Linked DNA regions of Homo sapiens: regions 2 and 3 are each linked to region 1. A link is a loop called in an ENCODE intact Hi-C map of the cell type or tissue named here. Cell type or tissue: PC-3. All regions are shown on one strand.

Region 1 (5,000 bases):
CTGCTAGTAACTAACACTGCAGCAGTGGAGCCCAGCCCAGGCGCCCCTCGGGAGCAAGCCGGGGTGCGGGGGCTCACGGAAGGCGGCCGCGGCGGAGGCTGTGCCGCGAGCGCGAGCCTGCGATCCATATTTAAAGCCGTAAGTGGCCTCGGCCGGCCCCCTGCCCTGCCCTCGCTCGTGCCCGCCAGCCCGGCCCCCACCGCTCCGGGCCGCTGCTCGGCGTCAGCCGCCCGGGCATCGGCGGCGGGGAGGGGCCTCGAGCCGCGCCGCCTCCGCCGGGGGCTTGGGCTCTGTGCGCAGCGCCCGCCCGGAGCTGGCGGAGGACCCGGCTCCGGACCGGCCGCTCTTGCCTCCCAGGTTCCTTTTCTCTCACGCCCTGGGCTGGGTCCTAGGTCCAGCTTTTTGTCCTACTCAAAAGAGTTCCCCAGTGGGGAGAGCCTGTGCTTTCATGCAGAACTAAAATTGCGTGAGTTTCCCAGCTCAGATCACTCTTGACTCTACTTTATAAAACTTGGGGCGTATAGAGTGCTGCCATAACACAGTATTAAGTAATTGTTCACCTTTAACAAAAGATGTCTGAAGATAACGTGGTTGTCAACTGTGTCCTTCACTTATGTCACTGATGCCTTTCTGTCTTCCTTGGGAGTTAGGAAAACAGCCTTAGCAAAGTGATTATTTGTATTTATTCTGTTCCTAAGTCTAATAATGAGGTTCAAGTACTCTTTGCCAAGCAAATAATATATCAGTGATCCAGCACCATTGCCATTGGTAAACTATTGAATCATAAGTAAACCATTAAGATATGAACAGACTGTCAGCACAGACACACCATCTATTGTTCTGGGTACTGCTAGAGAGTAGTCACTTAATGGATTGCAACCACATGGTATATCATGCAAGTGTATATCATTTTCTAGTAATACATATTATATGTAATGTGTATGTGGACATCACTGACCAAACTGTGTTTTCAACAGTAGCCACCAAAATGCATAAAGCTCAAGAGAAATAATTTAACATACCAACTGCTCCTGGTCCCCAGTATTTCTTCAATACAAAGCTATAGCTTATAGGACCTCCAAGAGAAAAAAAAAATGAGGGTAGGGAGGAAATAATTTGAGGACAGAGGCTTTTCTTTCTAGTATTCAAAACTGGAAGAGATCCAGAGATCCATGGTGCCTCACCAGTGCTTGGAAAGCAGGTATGGAGCCTGTGTCTTTTAAAAAGTTTCTATCTTTAAAATCCTTAGTTAATGCTCAGAAGGCACAAGGAAACACGCCAATCTGATGTCTGAAATTAAAATGTACTGTCATGTGTCTGTTGTCACATCTGGCTCACATATATGTTCACACATTCTACATAACCCAGTGCAGTGATATATCACTGGGAATTTTTCATGGGAAACTCAAAACCAAAGATAAAACAAAAATTTAGCTTTAAAGTTTTCACCTAAATGATTATGTTCTGTTTCTAGGCTAATGTTAAAATTAACTTTCACTCCCTGAGCAGGCAGTTAGCAAGAATCAGCAACCGCAAAGTAAGCTAACAGGCAAAGGGAAGTCACTTTTGTATTAAAAATTTGCCATTGCTGTTCAGCAGTTTTTCACACTGTGGATTATGTATTTCAACATAGCTGGCAATTTCTCATTATAATCGTGAAGCAGCCATGAACACTCAGTGCTGGTGAATAAGAAAGAAAAAGTCCAAGAAACACATTTTTCAAGCATTCTGCTGCAAAATATATCAAACTTTCCTTCACGTAAGTTAAATAGGTAACTCCTGAAGGCATTTCAGTACAAAGATTGGCAAGAATTTACCCTAAAAGGAGCATAAAGTTGGTTTGTGGGGTGGGAGGCAGGGAGACAATGAGAGTACTATAGAGGTGAGATTTGGTATGTGTCTTAAATTAATGAGAAAAAGAGTCTTTGGCAAAGCGTTGACAACCTCTGTTATCATTTTCATTACTTGATGTTTGCTATCCCACAATTAAAAGAGTGTTCTATTTCCTTTCCTATTGATTAGTGTCCAGTAGTTGAGATATACGTGTTTTCCTTTGAAAGGTCATTGATTAATTTTTCTTATAAACTCTGCATGTGATCACTTTCGATTGCTTTTCCGGGTGATAACAATGAATCCTGAGATTTTTGTTCACCTCTCCTAAAACTTGTGCCATGTCTCTTGATTCTCATAAGCACAAAGAAAGATTTATTAGTTCTTTTTGTCTTGGGGTTCACACAGCTTGGTGACAAGAAGAATGAGCAGAAAAACTGATGGAATTAGAAAAATGGTGTAAGTAAGCTTTACTGATAATGATTTGTTTACTTTTTAATCAACAACTCTCTGTACTAAAGGACTTCTTAGAATACCAGCCCAGTACTTAGCTTATTAATCAAATTTCTTTCGTATCATCCAAGGTCCTAATAGGCATCTAAAGAAAACAGAAAGGAGGAAGGACCTTTGTTTCGATGACAAGCACCATCTAGTGGCAGCAGGTGATGACGACATAATGTCTCTAAGAAGAATGAAGATGAAAGTTTTCGAATAGGTAGTCCAGGCATTTCTGGTCGCTTATAGGCATGACATTCTTTGATTCTAAAACAAGAAGTTGTATGTAGTAGAATAATGCAATTGATCGGCCCTGCGTTGATTATTGAAAGTAAGGTGCCGATGTGACCTGCAGATAGGATTATTAGCATAGAATTTTCTCAGTATTTGTGTGACTGACTAGGTCCTTAAAGACTCTGTATTTAAGTTTCCTCATTACATAAAATAGGAAGAGTGATGGCTTGTCACCATATGTTGTCTGTAAAGCACTGTGTTCAACAAAGAGCAGAATCCATAAATATAACTATTATATTTGGATTTTTTCACTATTGGGAAAAAAGGTGAAAAATATTGTTGGATGTTTCTCCTGGAGTTATACAAAATTATAACATTCATAGGCATTTCATATTGGGGCCTAAACAGAAAGGTGGTAGGAGATAACATTATAGCTTGTTACTATAAACGTCAAAGACTGATCAGAGATGTTTGTCAATATCAAGTCCTTTTTAAATAGGTGGTTCATTGGCGAAAGTCTGACCAACATGTTGCTACACAGAATAGAGATTTTCTTTGTGCTGATATTTGTTTGGACTTGTAGTTGTTTGCAACAGAATGATCATTAAAGTTGTCACTCTGTATCAATTTTGTTAACCACTTCATTGTGTAAGAGTAAGAAATGAGAAAAAGCAACTTTTGTTCTTCTCATTCTAAAACCAATCTGGGATGAAAGATAGATAGATATAGATCGATAGATAATAGGTCACCAAAGGCCTCATTTTTGTTTCACTTACACTCCAAGAGTATTCATATTCAGTCTGGCAAATTCTTGAATACATTCAACTAATCTAGATTTATAATTAACATTCTCTTCCTCAAACCCCAGGTTTAAAAATACCTGTAGCCCCTTTTTATGAGGAGAGAATGAAGGTGAACACAGTTTTTGGAAGCTGTCAGCACAGCATGAGCTGGGGAAAATAATTTTATTTGGTTAAACGTGTGTCCCAAGTTGCTTCACAGCTTTAGCAACTGAGCTCTCAACCATATCCAACTGTCGTTTTTAAAACACATGCCTAAAGTCAACTATCAGTAGAGGGTTCTAACTTCTGAAAACAGGAGCTTATCTCAGTTAATGTCAAGGAAGGCAGGTTATTCAATCTGAGTCTCAGTTCCCACAGCATTAAAATCAAGGAGCTTAAGATAATACCCCAAAATTCAGCAATTCCAACAGGATACCAGAATGATTTCCTCTAATAAAATTGAACAATATGTGATAGAGAAATATGCAAATCTTTCAGAAATGGTATCAACATATTTATTACGAAAGCTCTGTTTAATAACCTTAGGCCAATGTTTCAGCCCCTTCCTCCTGCAGGAATTCTCCCATAGATCAGCATAACACAGGACACAGACCTCTCTGTTTGGAAGGAGAAGGAAAACTTAAAATGAGCTACTAAGCCACTAAAACCCAGGCCCCTGATTTAAAAGATTGGTCTGGTTTTAGGTACGGTGGTAGAGAATTATGTTAGACTTCTCTATCAGAACAGACTCTTGGGGCCCTTGGACTCTCATAATGTGAGAGAGAGTGTGTGTGTGTGTGTGTGTGTGTGTGTGAAATGTACATACACGTGATCAGACTAGCAACTTCCCAGACACAGAAAGGTGTTTTTTCCTTTGTATCCCACTGGCTTCCTGCCTCCTTGGGAATTGAATGGGCCTACATAGCAGGCCACTTAAAAGCTGTTCCTCCTTTTTGGCCTATGGACCAAGTCATGCGGATTCAGCTGTTCCATTGCTTGGAGACAGGTTTCCCTATGGACTAACCGACCACCAGATCCAACTGGCCTATTACCGTTCACATCCCACTGGTCTGCTCTTTAGACCAGGCCTATCTTGGAGACCACAGCACCTCAGTCTCCTTGCAAGTAACAAAACAGTTGATGTTGCTAGTACCCATCTACCAGACTCATGTCTTCACGGAAAACACTGCAAATCAAAATCTGAATATTAAACGTTGGCTCCTTTTTCCCCTCTGCTTAGGGAAAGAGCACTCTGAGCAAATGTGCCTTCATGGCATTTCAATTTACCAGTGCCAACCAAAGGATGCTCAGTTCTACCACAGAATATGGGGCATGGTTGGGTCATCCATTCAGTCAACCAATATTTATTAAGAACCTACTTATTTTGTGTCAAGAACTCTTCTGGGTGATGGATTCCTAGAACAAGAAAAGTTCCTGCTTCATGGAACTTACAAGTAAACAAATAAGTGGACAAAATAATGTCCATTATCTTGGAATGCTAAATGCAATGAAGTGATAAATGCTATGAAGAGGGTGTCCAACTATCCCAGGTCACATTGCCAATTTACACCTGTTATCCTTCTGTAATGATAACAGCACTCCCTTTCACCTCAAAAGGAAGACATAGTGAGAAATTGTAGAATCCCCTTAGCCCTAGAA
Region 2 (5,000 bases), 52 kb after region 1:
TAATCTGGACATGGATGGATGGCATGATAAGCAAGACCAGTAGGAGAGTTTCTGATACAAAAACTGAACAGGCCAGCAGTGACATGGGAGAATATACCCCTGGCCCAGGAATCTGGGAGTATAGCTTCAAGCAGCCTGACTAAGCTTTAAATATTCTTGAAGCCTTGTGTTTTATCTTGAAAATTCAATAGAACCTCATATTTTATTTCATAATATAACCACGTTAATTCATATAAAAATATAATGATTGAAATGAGAATTTTGAAAATCTTTATTTTCAGGTAAAATCAACTTTGGGGTAAGATGATTCATGTATATGTCTCACAGTTCCCCACCTCCTTGGCACACCATCCCGTATACCTCAATGCATTCAGGACTCTGTTTGCAAGCCAGGAGCATAGTAAAGGCCTAGGACAGCCTCCAGAAAACTTCATGGGGAAATCAATGGTTGTGCCAGCAAGACAGAGCAAGGTATTTGATAGCTACCAAGAGGACAAAGCCTGAAAAGAAGAGTTTCAGTCCTTGAAAGTTCTAGAAAGAGTAGGGCAGGTCCCTAAGACTTTGAGCAACGGGGGTGCCAAGTTCGGTATCAGGGCAGCGACAGCCATAAGAATCAGGAAACCAAACTGGGAGATGATTACATCAATAGCCCCCAATGAGTCACACTTCCTAGGACTCACATCTATGGAGTCCCTCTCCTTGAAAGTGAGCCACCCTTGTGACCTGGCAGAAGTGATGCTGTGCTAGTTCCAAGACTAGCCTAAAAAAGGCCTGGGACTTCTGCGTTTGCACTCTGGAGGAAGGCAGCCATAATGTAAGGAATACGACTACCCTGGACCACTTTGCTGTAAGGAAGCCCACGCTGGCCACACAGAGAAGAACCTGGGAATCCTGCCAACCAAGGCACCCTTGGCTGACTCCCGCAGCTGAGTTCCAATTTGCCAACTATGTGAGCCAGCCATCTTGGAAGTTAATACCACATAGGACAGAATCACACTGTCCTTGCTGAGTCATAGCCAAATTAGATAATCATAAGCAAACAAATGATTGTTGTTTAAACCAGAGTTTCATGGTGAACAGATAACTAAAACATACGGTAAAGCTTAGCCTCACAGAGCTATTCAGGAAATAGGATCCAAGTGAGACCTTAAGAAGATGTCTTAATGGTTCCCATGTTAACAACCTAAGGCTCCTACAATTCTTCTAGAGGGGTTCAGGGATACGAAACTAAGAAGGACTCAGTGCTATCACTCATTTCCAAATTACAATAAAAATTTTCCAAATTTGCACAAATTTCTACAAATCTCACCCTGGTTAAAAAAAAAATGGTAATTCATCAAATGCACTTACATTAATTGGCATTCAGTGCAAGTCTGTAGGCTTGTCAACTCCTATCGTGTTAGGGGCTTGCTAGTTCCCACCATGTCCTCCACATGTTCACTGCATTGGAGTGGCCTTTAGCTGTCTCTGTCTGGCCTATGCAGTGCCCAACACAGTGATACACACATGCATGTACTTAATATCCCAAAGAGGACAATGATAACAGAGACTTTGATTACTGGATTGCTTAGGGTCAGTTAACACTAGCTGTGGCCAATAGTGGAAAAGGAAGTATTACTTAGAAAATTCCAACTAGGCACACAGCTGGTAAAGCTGTTGGGCAAAACATGATGATTTTTTTCTTCATCTTACTATGCAATACCAGTAAGCAGGCAGTTGCAACAGAAGTAATAGTCATCAAGATCTTATTATAATATGCAAGGCTTTGGAGGAAATCTACAAGATCTCTCTGTCTGTCCCTCTGTATCCAGGCACAATTTAACTCATTCCCTACCCTTGCTATAAAAAACACTTAGGAAAAAGCATTAAGTATTGTCCAGGAGGTAGTATCCATCCAGCTAAACCTGCTGTAACTGCTAAAACCAACAGCAGCCTCAGCTGCAGGATGCCACTTCTATTTCCATGGAAATAGACAGGCTTTGGGCAAATTCGAAGAACATGCTTCAAGATAATTTTGCAGCTTTCTTTGAGCTGAGACATGCCGTTAGCTGATATACATTTTAGAGCCCCCGTCAACATGTGTCTGGAGAAGGGGTGGATTAATAATAGCTTACATTTCTATAGTGCTTTTCATCCAAAAAAAAATACCAAACAAGAAAAACAAGCTGAATCTTTTCTTCTTGTTTAAAGGAAAAAACACTAGTGATTTTTAAAGCAATCCTAAACACTGGAACTAATTATAAAGAAATTCACTTTTTTAAAGTGTCAGGACAAAATTATTATTTTTTAAAACTTAAATAGTATGCACATTGCTCCTAAAAGCTCACAAAGATATGCCGTCATCACCATTTTGGAAGGCTATCATTTCTTTCCAACAAAGACAACAGTTGCAGTGCCAGTAGATTCAGAGACATTATGGGTGAACAGAAAAAAATAATAATAATAATTAACAATGGTACAGGAAGCTCCATCTGGAGTGTCTGATAACACAGTGGGAGATGGATACAGATGGGAAAATGTGGGTGGCACAGGGTAGAGCTTGTCCCGATCTCATGGGCTCGGGACTCCAGACACACTCAGATTAGTATAGGCTTTGGTTTTCTGCTCCCTGCTATTCAAATGGAACTAGCCAGGCCAGAGCCAGCATGTTTTACCACTGTCCAGAAAATCTGGGATGGCTCTTGATCACAATCTGGCATCATGACAAGGTCAATAATGCATTTACCAATGTTTAATAATCCTAGATTAATACAGCTTTTCATTCTCTAAAGTGCAGATTCTTTATCTTTAACCCAAGTAATTTGCATATACTTCCACATAGTAATTCCAGGCACAATGCTGCTTATTCTGAGCTTTTTACCCTGATTGGCAGCTAATTAGAACCTTGAAATGTTGGCAGGTGTCGTGATGAAAAGGCATCATAAACCCAGCTACAGCACAGACAATGGGTCTTTAATCATCTGTTTAAGTCACGCAGTTCCCAGTGATCTCGAGCTTTTAGGATGAGTAGTTTCTTGATCCTGGAGGACTGCTGAGCAAGGAGGACCTCTGCTGTTATAAAAGAACCAACATCTTTAGAGGGACGGCGAAAGTGCACTTCAGAAACAGACAAAACAGAAAGGAGCAAACAGAAGGATGCTTAAAAAGGAAACAGTTGCTTTTTCTGTCAATTTTTCTTTCTACAGAGATGCCAAACTAGTATGAGATGGACAGACAGATCCCCACTCTCCCATCCGCCGTTGTTAGTGAACATGATCTCATGATGAATAAGGCAGAAAAGTCAGTGGTTGAGAAGACAAAATTATCTCGTCATTCTTTCCCTTTAGTGTCATAGTTTGAGATTCTAGCATGTATCACTCACTTGATATTCATCATGGGGATTACATTCTCAGCACGGGATAGATGTGTACAGGGGAGAACTTTCCTCCCACTGTGTCACTGGAAAGAAAAGGCTGTCACCATGACTGCCTTCACACAACCTCCTCTCACAGAGAGCTCTCTCAACTACAAAGATATCTCCCCTCAGCTTGAGTTTTCCTAAAAAGGTATTGATTCCACAAATCTTCACAGAGGATCTACTATTTGCATAGACTTATGTTAGGTGCAGTGAGGGATACAAAAGTATATGAGCGAGGTTTGCCTTTGAGAAGCTGCAAAAATAAGATACATACGCATTACAACAAATAATACAATAAAAGAGATGCTTCAAAGTATGATATCACTTAATGCTAAGAGCATATTGAAAATAGTAAGTGACACTCATTTAACAAAATAAGTATGATATCACTAAGTGCTAAGAGCATATTGAAAATAGTAAGTGACATTCATTTAACAAAATGAGGCCAGGCACTGTGGCTCATGCTTGTAATCTAAGCACTTTGGGAGGCCGAGGTGGGAGAATTGCTTGAAGCCAGGAGTTGAAGACCAGCCTGGGCAAAAAAGTGAGACCCCCTTCTCTACAAAATTTAAAAAACAAAATTAATTAGCCAGCATGGAGGCACATGCCTGTAGTTCCAGCTATTCAGGAGGCTGAGGTGGTAGAATTGCTTAACTTCAGGAGTTTGAGAGTGCAGTGAACTATGATTGTGCTACTGCACCCCCACCCAAGCAATAGCGCAAGATCTCATCTCTTAAAAAAAAAAATAATTAACATTACAAGAGAACTCTGGCAATTGAAGAGGTCAGAGGAGTCTTTGAAGCACAGGTCCCTGAAGACGGATAAGAGGATTCATTTTTAACTTTTATTTTAGGTTTAAGGGTACATGTGCAGGTTTGTCATATAGGTAAATGGCATGTCACAAGGGTTTGGTGTACAGATTACTTCATCACCCAGGTAATAAGCATGGTACCCCATAGGTAGTTTTTTAATCCTCACCCTCCTTCCTCCCTCTATCCTCAAGTAGGCTCTAGTGTCTGTTTTTCTCTTCTTTGTGTCCACGTGTACGCAATGTTTAGCTCCTACTTATAAGTGAGAACAGGCAATATTTGGTTTTCTGTTCCTGTGTTAGTTTACTTAGGATAATGACCTCCAGCTCCATCTGTGTTGCTACAGAGGACATGATCTCATTCTTTTTTTTTTTTTTTTTTTTTTTTGGTGCATGGTATTCCATGATGTATATGTACCACATTTTCTTTATTCAGTCTATCACTGATGGGCATTTGGGTTGATTCCATATCTTTGCTATTGTGAGTAGTGCTGCAATGAACATACATGTGATGTGTGTCTTTATGGTAGAACAATTTATATTCCTTTGGGCATACACTCAATAATGGGATTACTGGGTCGAATGGTAATGCCATTTTGAGTTCTTTAAGAAATTGCCAAACTGCTTTCCACAATGGCTGAACTCATTTACATTCCCACCAGCAGTGTATAAGTATTCCCTTTTCTCTGCAACCTTGCCAGCATGTTATTTTTTGACTTTTTAATGACAGCCATTCTGACTGGTGTATGATGGTATCTCACTGTGGTTTTAATTTGCATTTCTCTAATAATTAAT
Region 3 (5,000 bases), 370 kb before region 1:
AACCACATTGACTTTATTCTTTTATTGGTAAAAAAACTTTTGATTATTGATCATAGCCATGTGAAAAGCAAATCAATAGCCTGTTTTTAGTATAGAGTTAAGGCAAATGGATAAACACTATCTTTAAGAACACACAGAAAGAGTTAGGTATCCTTCCTGAGACAGTAAAAAGGAGATAAAGATGGGTAAGGGGAAGGAAAAGAAAGATTATAGCCTCTTGCTTTCTTGGTTAAATGACTTTTAACAGCCTATTTAAACAATGGGTATGTATGGCAACTTTTCTTAATACTGGCTAACTTGTTGATTAAACCAGAAATGAAAAGCAGGTGAATGGTGAAGTAGAAAATAAATGCATTTTAAAAACTCAGCAGTTAATAATGATTAGCACTTTTCTTCAAAGATCTGTTACTGGACTATTCTTACTACTAGAAAAACACTACTGTACTTACATTGCTATTCAAAAACTTACCTGCACACCATTAAGGGATGCTACTCCCATATACAGGAACACACCATAGAGTACAGGCATGGGTATAAACTAGAAGGAAAAAAATGGATACAACTTAAAAATGATAACAAGAAAAAAGAGGAATGAAGAGGAATCATTTAAATAAAGGCTAAATCTAAAACTAAAATATAGGATATAATAACTTAGTGACCTCTAACTAGTATGCTTTACTAGTCAATTGATGAACTTCTAAACTCTTTGTAATAGAAATAAATGAAGAAGGGTATAATGGACTTTCAATTTTCATTGGATGCTTGTTTTTTTAGTGAGCATGCATGACCTTACTAATAACTTTTTTTTAATTAATGGAGGAAAAGTTATGTTTCCCTTCACCCTGAAAAGGAATAACTATGTAAACAAGATGCTTCTATGGACTGTGAGGTAGACAGAAACAGAGGTATTAATAGATGGTTGCCTCACTCTTGAGATCAAGTTCCTTTCAATATAGTCTGTTCATTTTTGTCCTTAATAATTTTTGCCAAATAGTCTATCAGCTTGGTATATAGATGCCTCTTTCAATAAAATAAACATCAAAAGACTATCCCCTCGCTTCTTGCAAATATTATGAGAACTAACTAAAGAGAACTGCTTGAAAGGACCTTGGAGCACTTGGAAGCAATTAATTACACACATGGATTAATACACATCTTTTAAAACTGAATTAATACCTTTTCATGCATTAGCAAAAAATATTTTATATTAATACAAAGTGTTTTAACAAGGAGAAGTGATGTCTGTAAACTGTATCTATTCCTAGACCTTTGAAATGTCCCTAGTACTGAGGAAACTAAGCAAATCAAGGATGATTCTGTTTCTGGGAAGTCTTCTGTTTGAAAAACAAAAGGTTCTCAACCTTAGAATTTGAAAAGAAGTTCAAGTAATTTCAGGATTTTTCAAAGCTAAAATACTAAAACCGCAAGTCAATTAAGGCCAATCTTACCAAATCCACATAAAGGAGGCTATTGTAACCAGAAAACATAGTATGGCTTTAGAGTAATTTTAAAAATACTGCACGTACTAAGTGAAGCACAATTTCTATCAGCCTCTCCTTGTGATTGCCTAAAGTAGTTCCATATCTGAGACTCTTTGGCCACTATTAGAGAATGAGTAAATTCTAAAATGTGTAACAAATATTTCCAATTTTTATTGGCTAGCCATAGGGATGCTTAAATTTATATGAAATAAATATCCTTATTTATATATACAAAACATCAAATGCTTCTTCAAAAAAAGACTAACAATTTTAATGTAGCTAATTTTGCTCTTGATGTCAGAAAAAACTAAAAGTGACATAGAATGTTGACGGGGGTAGGAGGGATGATGTTCCTGCTGGGGAAGCTGTAATACCTAACAGTCACCACAAAGAGGTGAACACATCACACTCAAGCCTCTTTATTTCTGACACATGCCTTCATTTATTTTGCAATGTGCATGTTTCTATTCCTTGTGATTCTTGTGTATAAATGTACCATAAAGTAAAAAAACTAAGAGAAGGATCATTGCATAGCTTTGATTCATTTTTTAAACATCTCCCATATTTCTTTCTTGTCATTTCATTTTCAATTTGGTGGGTGGTGGGGGTGGGGCAGCTGGAAGGAAAGAAAAGTAAGAAGGGAAAAGAGAAGTATAGTTCAACCATGGAAAACTAGTTAGAATTCCTGCAGTAGTTCCTTTTTAATCTGGGTAAAGCATTTTTCTTGCTTGAAAGAAAGCCACCACAAAGGGACCATCCCTGGCCTCATCCTCATCCCTCAGCTAGGCTTAGCTAAATGTTTTTTCTAATGTGGTTCTAATGTCAAAGTGAAGGACACTTTTGCCTTGGTGCTTAGTTCCATTCTCTGTGAATTTATTATTACAGATATCACCAAATCTACCACAAAATAAAATCAGAAGGTATCAGTAACATAGAATGGCATGGGTTGTGGGTAGAAAAATAGCTTTAGATATGAAGATGTTTTTTAAACAGTTATTCTTTGTTGAAAAGGAAATAATACATATAAAGAAGGCTATTAAGTTGACTTTGGGCCAACTTCAATGTGATAAAAATATGTCTTTTGAAATTTGCCATTTTCCTTATGATAATGCAACATCTCAATAAAAATCTTCCAATATGGAAAACTTGATGAAACTTGACAGAATTATTGGGTTAGAGGATACTTTTTATTGGATTTAGTTCATGGGTCACAGGAGGTCAATCCTTAAAAATTCATCACAAAATAATCATTTCTTGCAATAGAAATTTCTCAAAGGAGGAAAGAGAAGATGCATTTTAAGAAGATGGAACTCCATCTTAAGTTAAACCAGTATAATTTACATAGTAATAGTAGGTAGATATTTTTACAAAGCAAGACAGGAGTAATTAAAACATAAACAGCACAAAGTATACCATACAGGCATATCAAGAATTGCCAAATGATAAAATTATGTAAAGGAAATTTTATGGATAACCAATCATACCCAGAAAGCACAAAAGTATAATTATAAATAAGATTACCATACATGAAATCAAGTATTGACCCTACAAGCAGATGGAATAATTGAGATAAAATCAAAATAGGAGTTAACATACTCAGACCATGTCACCAAATTTTTCAAATTCTGGTGAATGCAGTTCTACTCTTTTTCACTTATACCTCCCTTTGATGTGCTGATAGTATTTGAATATTCCCAGAAGAGTAAACGAGAAAAGGGTAAATTTAAAAATAAGGGTAGAGTGTAGTTGTCCAACCAGAATTCAGTACAGCAGTGAGACCTTCTAGCAGAATAATCGTCACTGTATGTGTGTGTGTGTATGTGTGTGTGTATGTGTGTGTGTGTGTACATGTGAATGTACAATCCAGAACGAGATCCTGATTAAGAGCATGGGCACAAAAGTCAGACAGGCCTAGTTTCAAATTCTGGCCCTACTACTTATGTAACATTGAGAAATTACTAACTTTTCTTATCCTCAGTATTCTCATTTAAAAGAGGGTATGATAAAGAGTATATCACATAAAATATCTAGTCCAGGGCCTCATTCTGAATAGATAATAAATGATAAATGAGGTATTAATGTCATAATTATCATGAAGACCTGACTGGCAAGTCAAGAAGCCTGCTGCAATTGCCCAGCAGAACTCTCCTTGGTCCTCAGTGGTCAGGGTGGAAAATGGCAGGAGTACAGACCAGAAGAATGGCTGCAAAGGTCAGATTCAAAGCCCTGGTCTTATTTAAGTTCTACTATATTGCCCTTTCAGCAGTAACAACTATATTCAGAAACATGTTATTCAAATAATATCCTAATTCCCTTAAATCTTGAAAATCTAAGCTGATAAGGAAGTACTGACTTGCAATCTGGTTCCTAGTCATTGAAGAAACTGGAATGAGGTATGATGAGGAGTTTGTGAAAATGCTGTATTTATCTGCACATGAAAGGACTGGAAGTTGGATCAAAGAAGCTGGAGAAGATCATCTCATGGAAAATGAAAGTGAATGAGTTCTTTGAGAGCAAGTACTATGTTTTGTTTTAAATGGTTGTAAACCCTGAGGGTTATGAGATTGGCTTTCATGTCAGAACTGCCTGAATTCACATTTTGACTCTATTATTTACGAACTTTGTAACCTGGTAAGTCATTAATAAATTTTCTTATGTGTAAAAGAGAGACAATTTTTTGTAGGTGTCATTCATTGAAGGACTAAATTTTAAAAATCTGTGTTGAGCCCTTAATCAAATGCCGAGCTCAATAAATGGTAGCTACTACTATCATCATCATCATCACCATTACCATCATCTCTACCATTTTGCTTTCCCTGGCACTGAACAAAGTGACATATTGTGGCATATTGTAGAAGCTCAACAAATATTTTCCAAATACAAATTAAATGCTATCCTGATTTTAGAACACTAAACAAATCTTAAAGATAAATTTGACTACTCCTAATTAACTTGAATTAAACTATTTCAAGCAAAGGCAACAAAAGTAGCAGTGAACTTCACTTGATTTTTATTTCTTCAGACTTGCCAGAAAAATGGTAAAAGTAAGCTCAAGGAAGTGCCTTTCATCTTTTTGATGCTCTTTAGCCTCCTCTAGTTTCCCCATACAGAATACTCACTTACCAGGCAGTATTTCTGCTGCAGAAACACAGAACTAAGCTGTTTAACCAGCCAGGGGCGCCAGTTATTCTTGCTTCCCAACAGTTCAGTACCGAATCAGTGGTTAGATTCAGTGCTTTGAGGCATGTATGACTGTTGCTGGCTAGGGTCAAGGGGTATCCTCGTGAACTTAAAACTGTAATTCCTTACATTCTTCCACATAAAAGACGGACCTCAGCAAAGAGATCAGAATAAAAATGAAAAACTTCATTTTCAAAGTAAGCTTGCATAAACAGGCAGGAGAAACAACTTCCTACACTGCTTAATGCATGAAAGAAAATTACTAGGATCATCTGAGACCATTAAACTTGTGAGGGATATATGGAGTTTGCAGAAATGGTGTTGAGCCATTTCATTTTA

Evidence for each region. A loop is a pair of places that touch in the nucleus more often than their neighbours do. Peaks named below come from ENCODE experiments on the same cell type or tissue, not always from the same donor. Only the 100,000 strongest peaks of a DNase experiment are listed, where the experiment ranks them.
Region 2: a loop joins it to region 1, with 3 times the contacts of the local background. A loop is called at or near these places in 2 of 110 quality-filtered maps.
Region 3: it touches region 1 in a loop (8-fold over the local background); 46 of 110 quality-filtered maps call a loop at or near these places.

What each region holds. Positions count from the first base shown.
Region 1 is chr4:71,181,870-71,186,869 of GRCh38, reverse strand. It overlaps LOC124900712 (a long non-coding RNA gene), which reads left to right and starts at 346. Exons shown (of 2, transcript XR_007058133.1): 1 at 346-2,289; 2 at 2,415-3,182. It also overlaps a transcript of SLC4A4 not described here. In PC-3, CTCF peaks have their summits at 2,289 and 2,495 (motif pointing left); a DNase peak (open chromatin) is centred at 2,479; H3K4me3 peaks cover 838 bases; H3K27me3 peaks cover 1,560 bases.
Region 2 is chr4:71,129,378-71,134,377 of GRCh38, reverse strand. It overlaps a transcript of SLC4A4 not described here. Among named protein-coding and RNA genes, the nearest start is that of SLC4A4, 55 kb to the left of the region's middle. In PC-3, a CTCF peak has its summit at 3,060; DNase peaks (open chromatin) are centred at 3,007 and 3,307; H3K4me3 peaks cover 758 bases; H3K27ac peaks cover 1,080 bases.
Region 3 is chr4:71,550,678-71,555,677 of GRCh38, reverse strand. It overlaps SLC4A4 (solute carrier family 4 member 4), which reads right to left. Exons shown (of 26, transcript NM_001098484.3): 21 at 470-538. Among named protein-coding and RNA genes, the nearest start is that of GC, 230 kb to the left of the region's middle. In PC-3, CTCF peaks have their summits at 1,880 and 4,645; DNase peaks (open chromatin) are centred at 1,867 and 4,677.